Linked DNA regions of Mus musculus: all the other regions are linked to region 1. The links are chromatin loops, found by intact Hi-C in ENCODE. Cell type or tissue: heart. All regions are shown on one strand.

Evidence for each region. Peaks named below come from ENCODE experiments on the same cell type or tissue, not always from the same donor. Only the 100,000 strongest peaks of a DNase experiment are listed, where the experiment ranks them.
Region 2: a loop joins it to region 1, with 3 times the contacts of the local background. A loop is called at or near these places in 6 of 42 quality-filtered maps.
Region 3: it touches region 1 in a loop (3-fold over the local background); 12 of 42 quality-filtered maps call a loop at or near these places.

Annotation. Positions count from the first base shown.
Region 1 is chr9:77,540,666-77,548,665 of GRCm38, reverse strand. Lrrc1 (leucine rich repeat containing 1) reads left to right here and starts at 3,814. Exons shown (of 14, transcript NM_001146048.1): 1 at 3,814-4,201. The coding sequence starts at 4,043. In heart, a CTCF peak has its summit at 4,504 (motif pointing right); DNase peaks (open chromatin) are centred at 3,735, 4,545 and 4,725; H3K4me3 peaks cover 3,010 bases; H3K27ac peaks cover 2,576 bases.
Region 2 is chr9:77,460,571-77,468,570 of GRCm38, reverse strand. Lrrc1 (leucine rich repeat containing 1) reads left to right here. Exons shown (of 14, transcript NM_001146048.1): 4 at 1-13. Among named protein-coding and RNA genes, the nearest start is that of 5730403I07Rik, 65 kb to the right of the region's middle. In heart, no CTCF peak of the experiment used is centred here; a DNase peak (open chromatin) is centred at 4,530; H3K27ac peaks cover 4,015 bases.
Region 3 is chr9:77,425,189-77,433,188 of GRCm38, reverse strand. Lrrc1 (leucine rich repeat containing 1) reads left to right here. Exons shown (of 14, transcript NM_001146048.1): 14 at 909-2,366. The coding sequence ends at 1,067. Among named protein-coding and RNA genes, the nearest start is that of 5730403I07Rik, 30 kb to the right of the region's middle. In heart, no CTCF peak of the experiment used is centred here; DNase peaks (open chromatin) are centred at 3,428 and 5,298; H3K4me3 peaks cover 712 bases; H3K27ac peaks cover 3,128 bases.

The sequences.
Region 1 (8,000 bases):
CCAGCTTTGCATATGATTTGATTAGCTCTTTGATCTGTGTATACATCCTCAGAGGGTCACTCCTGTGCTCCTCTCCAAGATGAAAAGGTCAGCCTCTTGATAGATTTTCTAGAATAGGAAAAGCGACCCTCTATCCCATAATAGCTTCTATCTTGATACCATTCCCTTGACAATGGCCTTTCTTCCAGGAGACTCCAAGGTCTGCCCTCCCTCTGTTTCCCAGAAATGTAACCCAGTGCCTGGCATGTGGCAGATACTTAGTTACCACCTACCATAATGTGATTCTTAGCCTAGGATTTAATTTACAACTGCCTGTAGGATACATTTACCTATATTTTATTTGTGTGTGTGTGTGTATCCTGTCACTCCTGTTGTAAGGAGGCTAGGAGGGGATATCAGATGTCCCGTCTCTTGTTCTTCCTTATCCCCTTGAGACAGGGTCTATTGTTGAATCTGTAGTGTGCTGTTGTTTTTTTGTTTTTTTGCTGGCTAGCCAAGCAAGCCGGAATGGTTAGTGGCATGTGCAGCCACACTTGGCTTTTATATAGGTGACGAGCAGCCAAACTCAGGTCTGCAGGTTTGTGTATAAACAGTTCCATCACTTCCCACATTCTCTCGAGCCATTTGCCATCCCAGACCCTCATCCATTTCCACACACAGCCACTGAGTTAGGCTGTTATCATTTTTTATTAGTTTTCAATTTTAAAAAATAATTTTATACATTATGTACTATCCTATGCACTTTTCTGTACATTGCTTCTTCTATGGATATGATCTTTTGAGATATATTTATTTGTTAACATGTTTACTAGTTTATTTTCTTCTATTGTTGAGTTCTATACCATTGTTTCTACAGGCTACACTTTTAATCTGTTGGTGAATATTTAGTTGTTTCAAAGTTTTGACTAATATTAACCAAATTATGATGGATATTGATAAATAACTTACATCATGGATGGATCATTACAGCAGACACAAAGAATCTTCAAATTGTTTTAAATACTGCTTTCAACAGTTTACTTTCTTGCCAGCAGTGCTTGAGTGCTTGTTGCACTGTATCTTCACTAACACTTAGGATCCTGAGTGGTTTGTTTTGGTTTGTTGGTTTGTTTTACACTCCAGTGGCTAGATAGTGGTTTCTTGTGCTCATTTTAAAATTTACATGTCTGCACTTCTGAATTCCCAGTCATTTCCAGCTTACTGGATGCCACTTTGGATTTGTAGTTTAAAAATGTAATGTTTATACCATTCTACAAATAAAAGTCAGGAAATAAAATAACAAACCATTAATTGCACGTTTTTCATTCTCTCAGGGGAAGGGGTATGTTTTCTTTGTTGCATTTCTGTATCTAGCATGTGTCTGGTGAATCATGTCTACATTTATTATCTGCTGTTATGTAGCAAACACTCCTGAATTATGTGCCCCCAGTGGGGAGTTGGTTCTGAGTTATATAAGAAAGCATGCTCACTAAAGCACAGAAAGAAAGTCAATAAGCAAGACTCCCCCGCCTCCCCCATCATCTCTTCTTCAGTTCCTACTTTGAGTTCCTGCCCTCGCTTACCCCAAGGGTAAGATTGTGATCCTGACATTCAAGCCAAATAATCCCTCATCTCCCAGTGGAGGTTAGTTGTTAACTTGACACAGGGTAGGGTCAATTAGGAGGAGTGAATCTCAATTGAGAAGATGTCTCCATCAGATGGACATACAGGCAAGTGTGTAAAGCAATTTCTTGATTAAAGATTAATTGGAAGGGCACAGCTCACTGTGGTTGGTACCTCCCATAGACTAGTCCTAGGTGCTATAAAGAAGTTGAACGAGCCAGTAAACAGTATTCCTCTATGACCTTTGCTTCAGTTCTTGCCTCCAGGTTCCCATCCTGCTTGAATTCCTGCTTTGGCTTCCCTGAAGGATGGTCTGTGATCTGGAAATGTACGCCAAACAAATCCTTTCCTCTCCAGGATGCTTTTTGTCATGGTATTTATCCCACCAGTAGGAAACTAACTAGAACACAGAGTAGCCGGGATTCAAATCTGATAGTTAAGTCATGTGGATTTCGGTAGTTTTCAGGATCTGCAAAGCAGGTAAGCTGTTCAGAAACCACAATGTTTTTAGACATAAGAAGAAACACGATCACAACACAGAGAAGAATAAGGAATGCTTATTCAGGTTGGAATCCTTAAAAGACCAGACATATGTTAAAAACATACTAATCATTTATTAAAACAACCTAGTGTATTTCTGAAAAACAAAACAAAACAAAATACAACAACATTAAACTGAGTAGCTCAGCTTTCTATAACTTAAAAAAAAAAAAACCAGCTGGAAAACCCACAAAGTTAGTGACGTATCTTCTTGGATGTCTCAATCAGGAATCAGAGTTTTTCATGGGAGGTGGCAGGACATGGGCTTTATACACACTTCTGGAATGCAAGAATGAAGGAGGAGTGGAGGCTCAAAGTCCGCCTCAAGAATGCAGGCACCAAGTCAGGTTAAAAAGTGAAGTCAGCATAGTGGCAGGAATTAGGTACTGGCTGTAACCATCAAGTCTAGGTGATAATCCTGAGGTAAAAACAGGTCAAATTTCCTCCTTCATCAATCAAGACAAGAGATCCTCCTGATAGAGACGAAACCTTTATGTATCTCTCCCCCTCTCCCCCTGGGCAAGTGCCCTGTGCAGTTAAAAATACTGAAGAGACAATGAAAAAAAGTTTCAGAGCAAACTCTGCCTTGGTTACTAAGCAAGCTCAATTTTCAATCTTCTGCATATTGTGATGTTGGTGACTCCAGATTTGAGCTGAGGGAGCATAAGGCTTCCTTTGCTGGGTGGGGAGTCAGAGAAGACTCTTAAAACAGTCTATTAGCTATTGTATTTGGCCTAAAACGGAGTCATCAACTGTTCATGTGGAGTGAGTTTGGTTAGTTTGTATCGTTGACTCTGAAAACAGAAGAAAAGGGGTTCAAATGTCTGGCTGTGGTAACGGGAACCTCTGAGGAGCAAAGGAAGAAATTTGGGGCTCCCCGCCCCAAACTACAGCGTGGGTTGCAATCTCCCCTTTGTAAGACGCAGGGTGCTGTTGAAGAAATACAGGAGCCAGCTATTGGAGGTTCATCTGCCTTCCTGCACCAGTGCTTTCTGTACCTCAGCCCAGGTTAGCCCCCAAAGCACATCTGGCTAAGGTGGAGCTAATGCTGAAGCGCACCTTTGCCATCTCCTTTCTTCTCGGAGCATCTTTTAGAAGATTTTTGAAGACGGACATCCATGCTTTTGTTGGCACCAGGAAGTTGGTGACACGTACATCTCAGATAAGTCCTGCTCACCAAAGATGCTCTCAGGTCGTAGGGCCTGCCAGCGAGTGTGCGCAGACACAGGGCACAAACGGGGGTTAGGAGGAGGGGGTGTCGGAAAGCCAGAACCGACTCCTTCATTACCCCGCGCTCAAGGTACTCGGCGGGGCGGTACTTCCTGACCCCGGAAGAGAAAGTTGTTTTGGGGAAGGGGAGCAAGAAAAAAAAAAGCACGGTGAGTAAAATGAAAACTCCGAAGTTGTTCTGCTCCTTCTGGCCTTCGGTCCCTGCCCTCCTTAGGAGCTTTTTGGGGCGCGGCTCCCTCCAGAATCGCACACTGTGCGACTCCCCGCGGAGGAGAGGACCGCAGGAGCACCGTCTCCCGACCCTCCCGGGAGCCGGGTCTCCAGGAAAACCCGGAGCGGAGCATCCCCGGCCGGGACACGCCCTCTGCGTGCCGCCGAGTGCGCATGCCCAGTGCGCGGCGGCCGCGAGTAGGAAGCGGAGCGCGGCGGAGGGGGCGGTGGGAGGGGACGCTCGCGACTGTGGCGAAGGCGCGGGACGCGGCGAGGGTTCCCGCGGCTTCCTCAGAACGTTCGGGACGGTGGAGTCCTTGCGAGGCGCGAGCGAGCTTGGAGCCAGCAACGAGCTTGGAGCGGGCGGCGGGCGGGGAGCAGCGGGGCGGCCGGGCGGAGCGGGCTCCGAGCCCCGGGCTCCGCGGCTCGGCGGGACACGGCTCTGGTGGTGGAGGCGGCGATGTTCCACTGCATTCCCCTGTGGCGGTGCAACCGTCATGTGGAGGCCATCGACAAGCGCCACTGCTCGCTGGTCTACGTCCCCGAGGAGATCTACCGCTATGCCCGCAGCCTGGAGGAGCTGCTGCTGGACGCCAACCAGCTCCGGGAGCTCCCCGAGGTGAGTGCCCGCCTCACCTGGCGCGGTGGCCGGGTCCGTGCGCTCCTCCGCTGACTGCTTCGCTCTGGGAGACTCTGGCCAGCGGGGTCCCACTACTGCCCTCAGCCCTCCCTGTGCCCCCCTCCCCTGCTTCCCGATTAAACCCATCCTCCAATAAAAGTTGTTTTTCATTTATACCGAAAGACTTGGTATTTAACAAGTAGTTACATGGCTAGTGGAGAAACGTTCTGGTCCACTAAGTGGCTTAGATCCACGTCTGGGAACTAATGCCGGTTAGGTGAGAAGCCAGGTAGCTCACACTGTTCCCAGCTGGGGGCGACCATGCGCCCCATCACGCCCCGGGGCGATCGGCTAGCAGCCAATTCTCCAGCTAGTGGCTTGGAGCTCCTCATTTTGGGCTAACGCAGGTCCCAGAGGATGTGGGGACCCAGCAGCGCGAAAGTAAGCTTTAGTATATCTTGGCATCTGTAAGGAATGTGCTCCGGGCCTTATCTCTGTGGGCTATGCCCTGGAGAGATGGCGCTTGGTCCGCTTCGGTAGCCCCGTGGCCGCATTGGGGTGCTGGGCAGGAGGAGAACTGCTGCAGGTGCCCAGGTTCCCGCCGCTGGTGCACTGCGTGCGTGGACCTGTTGCGTGGTTGGAACTGCGATGAACGTGTGTAGTGGCTCCCGCTGCGAGTCAGCCCTGCTTGCTGCCTTTCCGCCACCACAGAGCTTGCTTGGGTCTGTCCTATCACTAATGCCATATCTTTTCAGAGTTGTTTATGAAAATTAATCATCTGCCGCACCGAACTTGGCCTGTGACAGATACTGATTGTGCTTCTAGGCCCTGCTGGGGTTAGACGCTGAACTTTTAACCCTTGAATTTGCCTCGGGATTCTAGCTTTAACTGTTAAGGAGGACGCATCCTTTACCCAGGTGTAAGGAGGAAGTAAGCCAGTGGCAATCCAGAGGTGCAGGAAATGGAAGTCCGCTGGGAGGCCCGGAGAGAGCCTAAAGGCCCGAGCCTCGGAATGCAAGTACCTTGTTTGTCCTTTGTTACCGCTGATGATGTCCTGCCATTTTCAAAGAAACTCTGATCAGATGTCTGGTTTGTTGGAACACGGACTGATAACGATCGCCAGTGCTGACAGAGTTTAGAAAATCACAAGTGTGTTTCTCTCAACATCTCGAGTGAAGTTCGTCTTGAATTAACTTTTCTTGGTTCCCATGGCCTCCTCTGTGTAATCACAAAGATTACCCTCACTCGGATCTCTGCAGAGCACCCCTCCCAGCCCTTAATTTAATTCAGTAGGAAAACCACCCAGATCCCTCAGGCATGTATTATTTTGCAGGCATTTTCAAACACATGATCTGGTTTTTAAGCTTCGCTGTGTTTTACTTAAGTGGGAAGCTCATTGCTTTAAGTTGTATAATTTTTGAAATGTAGCAAATGTTGCCTAATGCTTTGCAAGGGATTTGAAATAAAGTTACTAAAAGACTTAGTAAAAAGCTCTTGACTATAAACTTTGCAGTGCTTTCTGTAGACTTTGTGTTTATTGTGGAATTGGACGATTTCTTTGGGTTGGATTGGCTTTTCACTCCTTTTTGGAGTTTGTTAGATTTCCTCTAATGCTGGAGTTTTTGTTTTTTTTTTGCTTGGCGTAGAGACTCAGAGTTTTGGAAGTGTCAGGTATTTCTGCAGATGGTACATGATAACTCAGAGACTCAAAATTAGGTCTGATGGCATTCTGTAAATACTCTAAATAAACATTTCGAAACCAATGGGTGATGGCCTTCCTTATTGCTAAGTATTGCTCTAATAGCCTTAAATCAAGGTCCTGTAAAATGGATTCCTCTCTGTCTCATCTCACCCAGACTGTTGGGTTTGTACATGCCAGACAGGAACAGCAGCTACCTTGAAAGTCTGTCTGTTTCCTCAGCCTTTCCTTGGGCTAGCCATTGTTCATGTTGGAGAACTCGTAACTCATGGCTATCGCTCCCTGGTGCGTCTGGCTTCTAACTCCAAGCGCCTGTCTGCTCACCACCATCTCACCCCTCTTGCTGGAAGGCTTCAAAGGTTCTTGGTGTGCTGGCGATGACCGCTGTCTGGTTCATTGCCTGTAATTTGGGAGCACATCCGAAAGGTAGGTATACACTCTACCTGGGCAACAGGCTTTGGGATAATGATAGATACCTACACTCCACTGAAGGGTCTGCCACCTCTCATTTGCTCCAGCATTTTCATTTACAAATTGAGACACAGAATTGCAGTGATTTTTCCTCAGGGCTCTGCACTTTGTTAGATGCAGTGTTTGGCTACCTCCATGTATTGAAGTGTCAGACAACTGCAGTCACACTGAACACATAGGATGAGTCTGGCCTGTCTGCTTCTCACACCCATGAAACCTGAGCTGTTTAGTCCCTCCTTTTTTTGAGTCATGTGACTTAAACTTGGCCTTGTTAAACATTTATTGCGGTACCATTCCTTACTAGTTATTAGGAATATAGAGATTAAAGAAGCTGTGATTCTTATGAGCTGTTCCCAGTCTTGTGGGGAGACATGACTTAAATACTGATGTGAGTATGAGGTGGCCCGCCAGCCACAGACATGTTGGTAATAACTTACCTAATGTACGACCCAGGAGCAGTCGAGCATTGTGGTGGCTTCTCCGCAGTGCAGGTCAGGATCCTTGTCTTGAGCTTGCCTTTGGTTGGGTGACAGTCATTCTGTCTGACTGCTGCTAGATTCATCTGGCTTCAGCTGTCCCTTCACTAGATTCTTCTGTTGTCTGCACTAACAATCTCACTCTTACCTCCTTGAAGTGCCTGCCCGCCTCTGTTCTCCCCTGTAAGCACGGGAGCCCCAGCCCCGTGCCCAGGAGGTCTTGCTCAAGACAGTTACTTTTCTAGAATTTTCTGTCATCTCCTCTTGGCCTTTAGCTAACCTGTTGATTGTCCGATGGAAGTATTTCAAACACCAGTCCCCCCACCCCTCATTCTTTCTCAGATCCTGAATTAGTTGTTTTCTAGTTCTAGGGTACTTATGACCTAGGCTCAAACATGCTTACATGTTCCTTGCCTGTCTACCCAACTAAATCGTTACCTCCACAAGGGCAGGGGCGTTCATGGCTGAACCTAGGCCACTGTGTGGTACATCGTAGGCCCTCAAGTGCTAGTCCCTGCAACCAAAGAACCTAGCAGCAATGAGCGAGTCCTCATGTTCAGAAGACTGCCTATCTTCTTGGTCATCGGATTTCCCTTCCTGTGACCCGACTTACAAGTCTGTAGTAACTAGTAACTTGTCTTTCCTTGGAAGATGCTAGAAGGCACTTGGCCACCTTTGAAGTAATTCTTGTACTCTGTGAACTTTTGCCATGAATATGACTTCAGTTTTAGCCCCTGTAGCTTGCTCTGGCAAGGGGCTGCCATCCCTATTCAGAGCCAGTTAGTCATGCTTCAGTCAGGTCTTCTCGCTGGAAGTGCTATTTCTCCTTGGATTTCTAGTTCTGAGGGATGGCGCATCTGTTCTCCCGGTCTCCAACTTTGACTTTCCTTTCCACCTGTCTTGTCCCCACGGCCTGCTTTTTTCTCAGATGCCCTCTTTCTTCTCGGTCTCTCACACCCCTCTCCTTGGGTTCATCTGGATTCATGTGACCTTTTGGTCATCTTTTACCAAGGCTCCTTGGGCCTTGTCTTGTAGGGACAGCATAGCACATGTTGGATTTAGATTTAGATAGTTGAAGACAGGGTTCTGTCTCTCGGGTACTCTCCACCAGCCTTACTTTCTGCAGATGTTAGGATTACCGCCTGCTTTATAG
Region 2 (8,000 bases), 80 kb after region 1:
AGAATATTGGAAAGTAAGTTCTTGCTGGCGCTTGTGAGTGCCAGGGAGGAAGGGACGTTTATCAGCCTCACCCAGTCTTCTGTTGTCACCTTCAAGAAAGAGCAAGGTCAGCCTTGCGATTGAGCGTGCGTTCGGTCGCTCCTGTGTCTTCTAATTTATTGCTCATCTGTGCTCCCCTGTGTATGGCGCGTGTGTGAGGCCAGGGGACAGTGGACTGTGGTGTTCTGCTCTGTCGTGTATTTCTCTCTTCTCTTGTTCCTGTGAGACGGGATCTCACTGACCCATTGCCAGTGATTCCGCTCTCCACCCCGCACAGCTCTGGGGTTACAGGCAGTTTCTTACATAAAATCTGGGATCCAGATACCCATTCTTGCTTAGCAAAGTGTGTATTTACCCGCTGAACTATTTCACTAATGCCCAATTGTCCCTAAATCTTAATGGTTATAAACTGTGATGCTGTTTGTTTTTTGTTTTGTTTTTTTGTTTTGTTTTGTTTTTATTTGTAAGAAATCTGATTTGCTTCAAAGTTTCGTTTTGTTCCATAGCTTTATGTGTGTGTGTGTGTGTGTGTGTGTGTGTGTGTGTGCGCGCGCGTGCCTATATCTCTGTCTATGCCATGTACTTGTTGAGTGCCCAAGGAGGTCAACAAGAGGGTGTTGGACTCCGTGGACCTGCTTGAGATGGGCGCTGGGAACTGAATGCTGGACTCCCATTTGCTCTGGAATTGAAGCCAACACTGGACAAAGGACATCTCATAAAATGAGAAAGTTTCTGTACAACAAAGGAAATAATCAGCTGTTCGAACGGGAAGCTCTCAGAGTGGGAGGGCAACTATGCCAGCTGATAGAAGATCAGTATCCAGAATATACAAAGAACTCCAACAACAGAGTCAGGAAAATGGCCCAGTTAAAAAATAGGCCAGGGATCTGAACAGAACAGAGGGTTCCCTGAGAAGAAATAAGAGCAGCTAAGCAAAACATGTTCAAACTCTGTAAGGAAGAAAAACAGGGAGGGAATATGACAGTTTGTCAATAGAACCTTAACAAAGACCTTTCCGTAAGAGACGAAAATGTAAAAATTGGCATGGTGACCTAACAGATGCCCCTGCCTGTAAATGTTATTTCTAATATAAATGTAAATTAATACTGTGGCTGTATTTCTTTATCCTAGCTAGTTCTCAGTAGCAACACGGAGAAACCAAGTTTTATTTTCAAGCTTCACCCCAATTCCTGGGCAGTCTAATGATCTATCTTAACCCCATACACTAATCTGGCTGCCTCCCATCCAAGGTCCCAATGATGCTTGTATTTGTGGCCTTCCATTCTCCAGGTTGAACTTAAAGTACTCTTTTCTCTTATCTCCTAGTGGCAGATTTCAGTCTCCCTCCCTCTCTCCCTCACATAGTGGTGGAACGTTTACACAGTGCACAAAAACATAATACATACACCTGCCTTTGCAGCCGTCCTCTTTCATCTTACAGTCAGGAAGTGAGAGGAACTCCTTGCCTGTTGTTTTGTCACCAAATATAGAGCAACATGTTTGGCATGATTAAGCATCGCCTGTGCTGAACCCGAATATAGTGAATAAAGCTGATAAGCATCGGTAGCCTAGTACTCTTTCTTAGGTGTGGAGGACAGGGGGGGTAGGAGCACACATTGTAAAGTTTCTTATTTTTAATAAAATGTTAGCAGCGTGTGGTGGTGCACATCTTTAATGCCAGATGCAGAAGATCTCTGTGACCACCAGGGCCAACTTGGTCTCTACGTAGTGAGCTTCAGGCCACCTAGGGCTACAAAATAAAACCTGTCATATTTCTTAACATGAATATCGGTGCATAATGTATTGTATTTAAAGCAATAAATGTAAGGACTATAGAGGTATGTTGTAGGTGTATGGGGAGCACCCTTTTGTTATAGACTGCTACAGCTCAGCTGTGTAGCAGTGGTTCTCCAGGCCTGTTTTCTGGGCTTCCAGTGAGTTCCGTGGAAGTGTTCCCAGACCGCTCTGAGAACCGATAGCCAGTGCTTGGGTGGTTTCTGATGATCTTCGTGTCAGGCCAGCTTGAGCTTTGAAGAGTCCGAGACAGACATTTTTAGTTAAATCTGAGTTTCAGATAGCCCATGAACCTTTGTATCTTCGTGCGCTACTCAGATTTTGCTGTGGTGTAGATCTGTGCATGGACCAAGCAGAGAACTCCAAAGCCTTTCATAAAAATGTACCGTAAAATCCATCCAGTGCCCTGTCTTTCCAGACGGGCTGAAGTATATTTATTCTTCATGGACGGGTTGGGAGCCTCCTGTTTGGCCTCACCTCCTATAGTGGCTGATAGATGTGAGCCTAGTGCCAGACCTACGGGCTCCCTGAGCAGTCACTTCTGTGTTGTAATCGCTTTGGTTCTGGGTCTCTACAGAAAAGGTTAGGTGTTGGGCGTTCAGCTGTGTGTCCGTAATCAGTTCATGGACCTGCATCAGTGAGACTCCATTAACAGCAGGGACCTTGGCTGGCGCCACTCTTCACCTGCTAGGTGAACACACACAACAGAGCACACGGGATTCATTTCTTCAGCACAGCGAGGCGGGATAGGTTCTGGGCTTAGAGTTCTCGGAAGCTCTGCCGCCACCATTCAGCCTGCCCCAGTGCAAGGCCCTGGACTCCGCTGCTATAAAAAGTAGTTATGAAATAACTATGAAAGGTACAGCTTCTAACGAAGAATAAGTTTTGTCTATTAGTATTGCTTAATTTTTTCCCCTGCTGTAAGGAGCTATTAAGGAGAAAGGGGGATTATTTTTAGGGGAAAATATCTGCCAGAGAATGGGAAGCTCTTCTCATTTTAGTACCAGTTCTGACATTTATCACATTTACTTCTCTGCCTTTGTTGCCAGAAAGCTTAGAGCTAATTCCAGTGTAGTGGGAGCAGCTGTGATAACGTTCGTTCTTGCACCGAAGGGAAGTAGGGAATGGGGCAAGGTGTTGATGGCAGCTGCAGCGAGGCATGTGCTACCCAGGCGCATGCGCATATGCTCTCTCGTGTCTCTCTCTCTCCCTCTCTCCCTCTCCCTCTCTCTCTCTCTCAGCACCCTTGGTCCCAAGTCTGGCACCAGCCACCTTGAGCGCCCTTAGCATCTTCTGCAGAGCGGTGATAAGTAACCTTCGTGTTTGCGTTGCTGTGGAAGGTCAAGGTCGGGTCAGCTGCAGAACGAGTGGCTCCCTGGGAATATTGCTGTTTTTTTTAATTGCATCCTTCCCCCAGGAAGCACACTTATTTTTTTTTTCTCCCTTTCCACAGTCTTAATGCTTTAGGTCATGGGTCTTTCTGTGCGTTTGCACGTTACATCTGCTAGGGTGACTATTAAAGGGCATGTGGTAGCAAGTGTCCCTGAAGGTCTAGAGAAGTTGAAACCTTTACCTAGCGTTGGTGGGAAAGTTCAGTCTCGCAGCCCGATTGCAGCAGCTTGGGCAGATTCTCTCTCCAGGCTGAGCTGAGTTCCCATGTAACACAGCTGTTCTCCTAGCCATGTGTGCTCCAGAGCATTAAAGACATGGCCAAGCACAAATTTCCTGGTGAGTTCACAGCAGTGTTCTTCATAAAATCCTCACGGTAGAAACCACTCAAGCCTGGATCCGTGAGGAATGTGCTTTCATCGGTAAACTACCGCAAGCGAACTTTAGAACTGCTACATGCTACCACACGGATGAGCCTTGAAATGACACTTAGAAAAGTCAGGCCCTAAAGGACACATCCATCTAACCCTGTTTATGCAGAGTGGCGAGTGTGCCCAGGTCTATAAAGGAAAGAAGCGGCAGCTGTAAGAGGCTGAAGGGCAGAACAGGTTTGAAGACTGAGGACTGAATTTTAATGAATTCTCCTAGTTATATGTACTGGAAAGAATTAAAAACATGTCCATGCAAGAATGACTTTGATTCTTTTGAAGCGAGTAAACATTTTCAGGAATTAGTAATGTTTGCATAGCGTGTGCAGAAATGTGCTAAAACACAGACTGGTACACTCCAGAAAGAATTTAATTGATGAATCGCCCTGAGGTCACCAGCCCAAATGGCTTGCTCCCAGCGAGCAAGCAGACACACGCCAGCCCACCTCTGTGGAGCTCAAGTGATGAAGGGTGGGGGCGGAGGTGGTGTGGGGGGTGAAGGCTTGGGGGGGGCACAAGACCCCAGTGGGAACTAGCAGGCAATGCTGAGGGCCTGGGAAGGCTGAGGCCCAGTCGGGCAGTGTGCTGCTGCTGCCTTGTCTTGGACCTGTGTAAGGTTGCCGTGAAACGTCCCTACTACTTGCTGTTAAGTTAATGCTCTAAAAAGGAAAGGTGGCCTAAGTGTTCTTCTTTGATTAAATTTTTCTCCTCCCGGCGTAGCCTGCTTAGAATAGCAGAAATGTCTATGCCTCGCCAGTGTAGTCCCGGCACAGCCATTGGTCACTGAAGAGTTCTTATCAGTAAACATGTAATTATGATAATTTGGTGGTAGAAATAGACTGAGTAGGCAGCCCTTAGGTTCCCTGGCAGGCTGAGCTAGAACATGTGGGTAGGATTTTGTATATGCTGCCCTTGGAGCCAGTGACCTTGATTCCAGTGGACTTGAACTAAGTGAAGCCCCAGGGCAGTGGTTGACTGAGCTGGCGCTGGGCTGCTCAGCTCTGTGTGGTAGGAGACAAAAACCTTGGAGAAAACTGCCTTATTAAATACGTCCGTTTTGAAGTCTGGGGATTGCTATAAAATGCTGTTTTAAAAGCAGAATTAATAACTTTCACCAGCAAAATTGTTTTCTGCTTTTTTTTTCACTCAAATTGCTACTATATACATATATGTGTATGTGTGTGCGTGTATGTATATATATATATATATGCGTGTATACACACACATACACACACATGCACATATATATATTAAATGATTTTGTATTTGTTTAGTTGGTTTAAGTATCTTTCATTCTATTTTCTAGATAATGAAAATAGGTGGAATCAAATTGGATTAAAAAGTACTTAAAACAGTTTTTAAAAAAAAATGTAAATGTCTCAAAATAACCATTCATTCAGTCCCTTGAAATAGAATCCTAAAAATACAGGCAGCCTCCATTCTAACTCAGAGAGGATGTGACTTGTGTGCTGCTGTTGTGAAGTGTGTGAGACCAGGGGCCTGCTTCCTGTACTTCCGGCCAGCTCCCCAGCGTTTGTACCCTGCCGCTGCCTGAAGGCAGGGCTAGCGCTAGTGGCAAGAGGTAATTCTCAGTCCTACAGGGCAGTGAGGCCATTCCAGCAGGCCTTCACAGACATCTAACTTGCCAGGAATCAAAGTTGAAAGATGAGATGCTTATCAGTAGGGGATGATTTTTAAAAATAAGATTTGTGTGGGTAATGAGGCAGTTTTAAAAATACAGTATGTACAAGGTAAAAAAAAAAAAAGTAAAACAGACATGCTGAGGAGGAGGAGCACGTGGCAGATGTCCGGGAGGTGTCAGTCTCCAGTTCACTGTGGCAGGGTGGGGAGGGCTCATCGCCTGAGAGCACCTTTTTCTCTTGCAGAGGATTCAGGTTCAATTCTCAGTATCCACATGATGGTCCACAAGCATCTGTAACTCCAGTTCCAGGGCATCTGGTGCCCTCGTCTAGTCTCCATGGGCATCAACCATGCGGATATGACCTACATGACCTACACACAGGCCAGTCTCACACACACACACACACACACACACACACACACACACACACACACACATACACACGCACACACAGAGTTTTTTTTTTTTTTTGAACCCTTTAAAAAACACTGTGGAGTCATACCTGCTTATCTTTGAATAAAGGAAAATTCTAGCTAAAAAGTCTTCTGGAAAGTAATTGTAAGGGTGCTTTAGAAGGGAATAAATGTGGAAGGAAAACTTTTGTTGAACATGTGGATCTTAAAAGATGCACACACACACACAATGTCTTTATACACATATGCACATACATGTAGTATTTTAGTTTTTGAAAATTCTGTACACATGTATTGTATTTACATAATTTTACCCTTTCTTTTTTCCCTTCCAATGCTTCTCAAGTTCCTCTGCTTCCTTTCAGACTCACAACTCTTCAGTTCTCTCTCTCTCTCTCTCTCTCTCTCTCTCTCTCTCTCTCTCTCTCTCTCTCTTTCTCATGGCCCCTCCCACATATGGCCTGTAAAACAATTCTGTCTGTCCTATCTATCTATCTATCTATCTATCTATCTATCTATCTATCTATCTATCTATCTGCTGAGTACTCTTCCTATCTGTATGCATTTCTGTTTAGGGCCGACCACTGGAGATTGGACATTTTACGAGTTCTCATCCCTGGACGAGACTGATTTTTTTTTCTCGTTCAGCAGTTGTCAGTCGCCTGTAGGTCTTTATCTAGGAGTGGGGCCTTTTGAGATTCCCCCCCATCTTCATTGGCTTGCCACCTGGTCAGGTCTTGATTAGGTGCCATGCTGTTAAGATGTCATGGATGCAGCTTCCCTGTCCCATGCAGAAGACACTGTCTTGCAGCAGCCATTCTGGTCCTCCCTGTGGCTCTCCCATTCCTTCTGGCCCCTCTCCCATTGTATTCCCTGAGCCTGCAGGATAGGGGTTGTGCTGTAGATGTATCAGTTGTGGTTGAGTACCCCCCCCACACACACACACACTGCTTTCTGTATTTTGATCACTTGTGAAGTCATGTTGGCTGCAAGAAGCAGTGTAGGGCTAGAGACTGATCTCCCCCGCTGGGAGTTTAGCAGTGCAGCTGTAGATGTGCGCTTTGAGCCTCAGGGAGGAGGCTTCGGGTCAGTTCCAGCTCAGTTCCTCCAAGTCCTGTGCCGAAGTGTGTGCTGTCTCAGCAGTAGGCTGTTACCTTTGAGTTCTGGAGGCAACCATGAGGAACAGCCATAGCCTGTACTGTTTGTGGAGTCTTCTTGGACTCCCCTGACCAACAGCTGGAAACAAGACTCCCCATGCGTAGCACTTAGTTGTGAGCTCTTAAAATGCCTGAGAGTCCAGTGGGAGGGGCCTCCCTGCCTGGGGCCACGGTGAGCTGTGGCTTTGCTCCCTCCTGACGAGGGATGCCCTAGTCTTCCATTTGTGTCGCCATAATGATGCCCACAAGGTGGTTGTGACCAATGCAGTCAGAAGTGGTGTGAGAGGCGCCCTCCTCATCTCTCCAGGCTCCCTTCTGTGTTTCATGTGTACATGCTCAGACCAAAGCTTCAGAAACATACAACACAGACTCAAAAACCGTGTCAATAACAGCTTCCAAATGCATTTGATGGGGCTGTAGAGGTGGCTCATGGGTAAAGAGTACATATTGCTCTTGCAGAGGACCCGGGTTTTGTTCTCAGCACCCACCATCAGGCAGTTCAGAGCTGCCTGTAACTGCTGTTCTGTGGGACCTGATGCTGTCTTCTGGTCTCTGTGGACACCTGTGTACAGACATGCATGTGTGCGCCTGCACACACACACACACACACACACACACACACACACACACAAACCTAGACACATATTTAAAAAAAAAGAGTTTTAGAAATCTTAAAGGGCATTTGAGATGCCTTGTAAGTGAGCTTTCCTGCAGCAAAGGACTTTTCCTCCTGTTTCAGTAGGTCAGTCCTTAGTTTGTCAAAATAGATACGAGAGTGAGTGATAACATGACAATTCAAGCAATGATTTTTTGTTTTTAAAAACTCCAAGTGAGTACAGATAGGGGCTTACCAACCTTTCCAGTAACGCTGGTGCAGTGACATGAACACATGCCTCTGAAATCAAACCTTTGCTTTTCCCTTTCGGTGCAATTATTAGCGTTGTGCAGGTCAGTACTGGATAGCAACACACACACACACACACACACACACACACACACACACCCTGGCAGTACTTCCATATGAACACGTCATCGAAAGAAAGAACGTAAGACTAGAGCTTCCAGCTGGTTCCGTTCTATCGGGAGCACACTGGAGCTTCCAGCTGGTTCCGTTCTATCGGGAGCACGCTGGAGCTTC
Region 3 (8,000 bases), 120 kb after region 1:
CTGGCGTTCTGAATTCTCTGTACCAATTGGGGTTTTCCCAGCAGTGCTTATGGGGTGGGGCTTGCAGTTTAATCATTTTAAACTAAGACCGGTTTAAAATGATTGCTGCCATCTTTATTAGTCCAGCTGTTACCAGATGGCTGGTAGGATGGATGTGTGTGTGTGTGTGTGTCTTAGTAGAGAGCAAGATGGGCACTAGGGATGAGAACTTCAAAGTCAGAATTTCTTTAATGCTCACCACAGACATTTCAGAGTGTAATTATTTCAGTGGTGGTTTTACTACCTCAGAAGTGCTCTTTGTTAAGCTCATGTCTTTCGAAAGATGTAAATGCTGCTTTATGAGATAATGAGCAGGTCATAGATTAACTAATAGGAAAATTTACAAATTGCTAAGTCCTATTACTTACTTCTCAGCACTGTGGTCTTTACTAGAAGAGCACGCACTCTCCTCAGAACAGCAAATGAATGGCGCACAGCAGTCATGCCAGATGAAGTCCTCCTCTCTGGCTTTCTCTTTTTCAGCTCCCAAGCCTGGAGGGTGAAGGAAGCCAGAGCTATTCTGAATAATTAAAGAGCATTAGGGCAAATTTAAATTTAGGGCATTTTTTTAAAAAAAAATTTCTACTTTATTCCATAGCCCTATCTTAAATTTTGTTATTTTCCATGAACACATAGAAACTTATTATCACTTTATACTAATTTTTAAAAATGTGTTCCTTTATTCTAAAAGTAATATATTCAGTCATGAGCAGCTCATGAGTACACATAGCTGTGAAGAAAGCTGTTTCCCCTGGAACTCGGATTTCTGAAGTTGTAAAATTTGTGTTGGAATGCTAATGCCTCAAAGCTGCGTGCTTTGAAACAGTAGTGGATAAAACCCAAACACTCGGGCCTCTGTTTGTTTGCAGAGAACACTTCAGAGGCGAGCCACTCCACACCCAGGGGAATTAAAGAACATGAAAAAGACGGTGGAGAATTTACGGAACGACATGAATGCCGCCAAAGGACTGGATTCAAACAAAAACGAGGTCAACCACGCCGCTGAGCGCGTGACCACATCGGTGTAGCATTGACCTCCGAGTTTTACCTGCTGTGTCTTCCCTGCTGTAGAGATGTTCCTGTGCACCTGAGGAGCCTCCTGCCTGCCGTCCTTGCGTCCACCATCCCTCTGCCAGGATGCTGCTCTTGCACCAAGTGCCTTCTGCATCCCTCAGTCCATCCGCGTACCAGTAGCCTCCCGTCCTAATTCTGTTCAATATCAGTTGTTCCTAATAAGTAGAATACACTACTGTCAACACCTGACCTTCGTTTTTGTCTTGTGTTGGGGTTAGAGAGAGCAGGAAGGGGGTTCTGACCCTCTTCCCTCCACTGAGTGCTGGACATTCGGAACCCAAGTTCTTATGGACCTACGGAGGAGAGAGAGAAAGCTTTATGTATGGGGGAAAAAAAGATACTTTTTTATCCTTTCTTGGCAGCTCAGATGGTGTAAATTTTAAAATTTTGTATAGGTATTTCATAACAAAAAATTATGTATTTCTTTGTTATTTTATCTTGAAGACGGTACATATTTTCGTATTTGTGCAGAAAAACAAATTAGGCCTAAAGTATTGGTTTTTACCTGTACCATCCACTCCGTGCCTTACTGTATCCTGTCCTGTCACAGCGGCTGCAAACAGTGGCATCCTTGAGCAGCAAGATGGGCGCCTGGGTGTGGTCTTGTTAAATCGGTGTCGCACATTTTAATCGGTAATCTGCTGGCTTGTTTGTTAACCAGAACGATGAATTTATCAGTGATTTGTAAGTTTCATCAAGTGATTTCTTCGACAAGATGAACCAAAGGATTAGCCTCGCGCTACGTCATTGCATCCGCTCCCCCTCGTCCTGACTCAGCTCGGGTGTGTGCAGCATCAGGCTGTGCCTGCTCCAGAGGCATGGGCCACCTGGGTAACAGCACACAGCAGAAAAGCACAGAGAGAAAAACAACTGGTCCAGAAATTCAGTGGATCCATGACTTACGTGTCACAGAAGAATGACTGTTGCCGAAGGAAGCTTAAAAATTCTATATCCAGATAAAAGACCACAATAAAGCAAAAGTCACCTATACCGTAATAGAAATGTTGCTATCTCTATACAAGTGCACTTTGATCTGTAAATAGTTCTAATCAAAGCATAACAAAACACTGCTTCAAGATTTACTTTTAAATCTAATTTAAGGGGTGTTTTTACTGTGTTTTTGTCGTTTCCTTTTTACGTGTGCTGTGATGAAAGAGAAAAATGCAGAGTGCCAGTCACTGTGGTGTCTGGGGGAAATCACCGGGGTTCAGGGGAGGGGATTTCCCCGTGAAATAAACTCATCATGGACACTGGCCATAGCTTTTTAAGAATTGTTACTTTGTGTGTTCAAAATACTAGCCAAAAACAGTTCTTACACAGAGGACTTCTGTCCACTAAGTGTCTAGATTGTAGCCAGTTAGTTTTGAATAGCTCCTGATGAGACCCTGTTTACAAGTCGTGTTTCCACACAGGGCAGAGCCCCAGGGCTGCCTTCAGTGTGGGTTCATCATTGTGAGTTGAGGCATCTGGCCAGCTGGACTCCATGGAAACCCATCTCCAACCAAGCCCATGCAGTACCCATGCATCTTGTGTGCATTCAGGGCCTGGAGTCAGCCTGCGCCTGTGCATGCACATTTCTCAAAACCTCGGAGGTGAGAGTACAAGGCATCTGGTGCTTTTCAGCTGCGCCTCCTAACAGTGGGGACCCATTGTCTTTCCTCCATTCTAAGGATTGGACGTATCCTGATTTTAAAGCCTAGAAAATCAGTCTTGGTAATTCAGGGACTAATTCTATGCAGATAAACAGAGGGAATTTATTTTAGAGAGCCATTTGATTCTGAAAAACTAACCGACAGTTCCCAGTGTTATTTCGTTCATGGTTTCCCTCTAAAGGTCACCATTTGCCGGTAGTCGCCATTTGCTGCTCTTTTATCTTGCTTGGCCTTGGTGAACAGATAGAGGTAGAGATAGGGACCCATGGAGAGTGGAGGAGGAGAGCTAGCGACTGTAGGAAATGCCTTGTGCCTACTTCTCTCCTTTCCTTCCCTCAGCCTGTTTATGTCATGTCCGCCTGCCTGCTTTGTTCTGATGTGAATTTGGGGTTTGAGAGGTTTTGTTCCCTCTTGATGGCTTATGTCTGCTGACTCGGTGGTGCTCTTAAACTTCAGGGTGGCCGGTCCAAACTTCGGCTCCATCGTGGAGTCAGCACCACCTCAACGGCCGCAGCCTGAGGATACCCAGCCTTTCTAAGAAGGGGAAGGAAGTGAAAGCTTCCTTTAGAGTAGCCAAAGCTCCCGACCTTTGGCTGGGGCTGGGAGTGAGGATGGGCAGCACTGGCTCTCACAGTTTTCCATGCTCCTCACTTCCTCTAGGAAAGGGTGGAGTCCAGTCTTCCACTGACTTCTGTGCCTGGGGGGAATAACAGGTACAGGAAGAAAAAGACGTCTGTAAGACGTTTTTACCCCCTTTCCTCCCACAACATTTTCTTTCCTCTTTCTTTTTTCTCTATATATTTTTTTATTTTTATTTTTAGCAGGGGGGGCTTTATCTCTGAATAAAGTGGCAAAAACAACAAAGGCCACAACCATAGAGGAGCTGAAGTCAAAGAAATAGTGGAAGTGATCGTGCACACCAGAAAGAAACTGCAAGACTGTTACCTACTCCTTGGTTTTCTTCTGGAAGTTTTAGAAGAATGCTGGCAACCAGCCAATTCTTCAGAGTTTTATCAGCTGGTTACCTGTGAGGGCAGAAACATCAGCCTTCCTGCCCAGCGGCCTGTCTGTCATCATCTGGGAGATTGCCTTGCCCATGAAGACATAATTAATGGACACATGAATACCAGGGGAAAGAATATTCCTGTGTCAGGAAGTGACTCTGAAAAGCTGGTCCTAGCCCTGTGGAAATTCCTCTCCTTGAGCGCCACCAGTGCCCTGGCTAGTGTGTGGCTACAGGCTCCGCTATAGAGCTGCGGGCGAATATAGGTGACAGACGTCCTTGGAGAGCCGAAATCTTACTTTACCAGTTATTGTCAACTTGCTTCATGTTCCAAAGAGCCAGTTAAAACAGTGTTTTAAAGTAGCCCTCATCTTCTGATTGCGGCGCATCCAAGGCGCTCAAAAGCAGAATTATATGATGGGTCTTGATAATGCCGCCTACCACCTTCACCATGTATCAGTGCAAGACCAGTAGACTCCTTTTAAAGGGTCTGAAATCATGTTTTAAAACACACCCAGGGAAAAGACCACGTGCGTGCTTAAAAGAAAGGAAGGAAGAGAAAGAAAGGGCCTAAGTGTACTCTTTAAAATAGCATTTTGGGTTTAATTTTTTTTTTTCAGAATCAAGATGCCAACAAAATGAAGGTTTTGAATCCCAGCCATTCCACGTGGGTTTGATTAAGTGATTTAGCCTCTAATAGCTTAGAAGGAGACTAAGTGGAGTATATGGAGCACAAGCTCTCAGGAAATTGACGGCTGCTGTTACTATAGCCCCTGCTACCATGACCGTGATGACTTTAGGAGTTCTGCAGTCCGTACCACCTAGCCTAGCAGTGTGTAGCCGGGCAGTCAGCGTTCTCAGGAGCACACACTGCTGGTAACTTTGCCTAAGAGCTCTTCTACTGTTCTAAATATAGGCCCCCAAGTTATATGAAGGCGACTTTCTGCTCTTTAGCCCAACAAAGATTTTCTGGCTTCAAACTGGCAATTCTCCTGCCTCTCTGCTCCCTAGTGCTAGGATTACAGGCCTTCACCGGTGTGATTAATTCTGATATATGCATTTTAATTAGTTTAGTTACTGGTGAGGTTCTCAACGGTCTCTGTCAAACTTCCTCATTTTTACTGGACTTAAGAACGGCTCAAGATAAGACTAGTCTCAACGAAGAAAACATTAAATACCCAATCCAGGAAAACCTCCCCTTTCCCACAGAATATTTTCCATTTCCACGCGGCCTGAGCTTATAGTTTGGGTCAGTGGGGGCTCGTTTTCTCCCTTATCTCGGCTTTAACCCAGGATTTATCAGCTCCTCCCTGTTCACATTCTGTGTTCTGTCTCATTTCTCAAAGGAGCTTCTGTGCCTGAGTGGATGTGGACAGGGCAGGGGGAGGGGAGGGGTAGCTTGCAAACGAACATCAGGCAGGGTGGGGGGGAACCCTGGAAACAAAGCACAGGCTAGAGTAGTCTGAGCTGGGAGGGTAGAGCTGCCCTTCCGTACTGCTGGGTGTTTGTGTAAGGACAGACTGCTGGCTGGAAAGGGAGACCAACCAGAAGAACCTGATCCAGGGAGCCTGTGTCTCCGAGGACTGCAGGGAGAGTTTTTGCTTTTGCCTATTGGCCAGAAGGACGGTGTAATTTTAAACCCTGAGAGCAGGCAGGGCAGTCACTGTGACAGGCAAGAGTCTATTACATCTCTCCCCTCCCCATCTCTTTTGAGGCATCAACGTTCAACTTAGAAACAAATGATGGGTTGCGTGCCTAGTTAGGTAGGGAGACACATGGCCCACTGCATCCCGATGCCCTCCCACGGAGCCGACCAAACCGTCACTTTTCCAGCATGGCCAGTGAAGCTGATCACAGTTGCACTTTGCAAAGACATGAATTAAGATCCCGGTGATTTCGCAAACGAGCCCGAGGTCAAGCCATAAATCAGAGTTGGAATTTAAGCCCGCTTTTCTGCTGACTCGAATCTGTGATTGCAGTTTTCTCTTCGTTTCCAGCCCTCTCCCGGCCTCGGCTGCGAGCCTGCAATTACATTTAGAGCTGCGTGTACCGTGGCTAGGAGGCTTCTGCCTTGAGTACTAAGGTGAGGCAGGCCTAAATTATGGAGGAACCCTGGCATGGAACCGCAATCGATATATGCCGTGCCTGCGGTTCATTTGTTCCTAGCTGTCTACCTCACCCACGCACCACACACCAAGGCATCCTGCTTACGTGCCGCAGAAATCCCCACGGGGTTGATACTCAACCCTCTCAAATGGTACAAATCCTAAGGAGCTCGGGAGATAACTTCCTTGCTTAGTTCGTGACCAGAACAAATTGATGTTTCCATGTTAACTGGAGACAGCTTAGGAACAAACCTGCTCTCTCAGAGAACTAATGTGTTAGAAATATCGACAGGTTCTAGAGCAGGCCAATCACTCAGATTTTTTTTTTTTAAATCATCACTACTTGGAGAGAAGGTGGGCACTAGGAGGTCTGCATGATGTCTCTGGACCTTCATGCATTTGGAGGATAAGAAATACGACTGCTGGTATTTCAAAAGGCTTCGAAAGGCTTGCTGTGATGAACCGTATCGCTCTTATGCAGAGACTTTCTTAGAGAAACAAGACAGAAAGTTTGTGTGACAACCCCGTCTGTTAACTTTCTCTTGAACCCAGCTCTGCTGCCTGATGGGTAGAAAGAGAAAGCTTCATGCGGTCTCCACAAGCCAAGAAACCAGACTGGCACTGGGGTGGAGTGGGATGACACCCTGTATCAGATACTGCATGCCCCCAGAGAATATAAATATCGCTTCAGACGGCCCCTCCAAGTAACTCACAAAGATGCCCATTCTAATAAGCAGTTTGAAAAAGGCTGCCTGACTGGGCCACCCTGAACACCTGAGAAAATATTCTCCGGAAGTGGGCTCATCTGTCCTGTGTGCGTCCTGCCTGGTGCTCGCCCACGGGGTATGGGGGAGGGGGCTGCTCCTGGTTGCTCTTCAACCACCCGGAGGTGTGAGTGCGTGTTTGTTTAAACCTAACTCAGCTCTGCGTGGAAAAGCAAAACAACAGGCTTACTTGTCCAGGCATTGAAAGTTCTTCCTGATTTTTTTTTTTTTGTCCTGCCCATTGGCCCAGAGGCATAATGGGTGCGGTGAGTTTCGGTATTAGTTTGGGAAGTTTCGAGAATGGGCTGTGGGCTGGGTCTGCTGGGTTAGGGTTGCCTGCGAATTTAGTCATTCTGGAACATCTGAGGGTCGGGAACATTGCCACCGACATCATGGGAGGGCTTGCTTCCCTTTCCCTCGGAGGGATGGCAGCAGATGCCGAGAGCTGACAGTAAGGCGACCCCTATTCATGCTGGCTCCTTCTTGGATGCCTGAAAGTGGTGCCCGTGTAGAAAGATGGTCAGGTGAGGGGCCTGACTTCTCCACTCGGCTACCTGTCCTCCCTTTGAGGACTATTAGCAGGTAAAGGCAATGTGCCCTGACACCTAGTTTGATACTCAGTCTGTCACCTGTGGTGACTGCACTCTAGGCGAATTAACTACCACCCATTCTAGTCTCACAGCAAACCTAGGCACAAGAGTGAAGCCTGACAGGGTTCCTTCTTCTCCTTAGCTAGCCTCCTAGTAGTTACTGGCAGTTTGGGAGGCACTAGCGCAATGTGAGTTGCAAGAAAGATGAGGGCTGTTTGCCCACTTCCCCATGTGCTACTGTTCCGAGTGCCCAGAGCTGGTCTCACCCACTCAGATAACCACGTATCAACTGTAGTGTCTTCTTGGAGGTGGTAATGTACTGTGGTCCCCAAACCTGAGCCTGCATCAGAATCACCTGCTAGCATGCTGAAGCCAATCACTATCCACAACCCCTGATTCAGCAGATGAAAAGTGGAGCAGATGAAAGCAGGCGTGCTTCCCTGGCCAGCTCCCAGCTGTTGCAGCAGATCTGGGGCCACACCTAGAGAACCATTGCTCAAATACACAGAAATCTTATGTGACCCTGACAGGTCTTCTTTATTTCCCAGGATTTTCTTTAATTTGTTTGTTAACAGCACCCCCTCACCCCCCCTCCCCGCCCCTTACGTAGGCATAAGAACATCTCCATCTCCCTTCCCACTTGCTGACCCTTCGGCTCTTGTTAGCATGTGCTAACAGCAGTAGATGAAGAACTAACAGAAGGAGGAACTGTGTTCACCTGTGGGTGAGTGCCCAAAGGGAAGGCTGGGAGTGCTGAAGGCTAGATGTGGTGG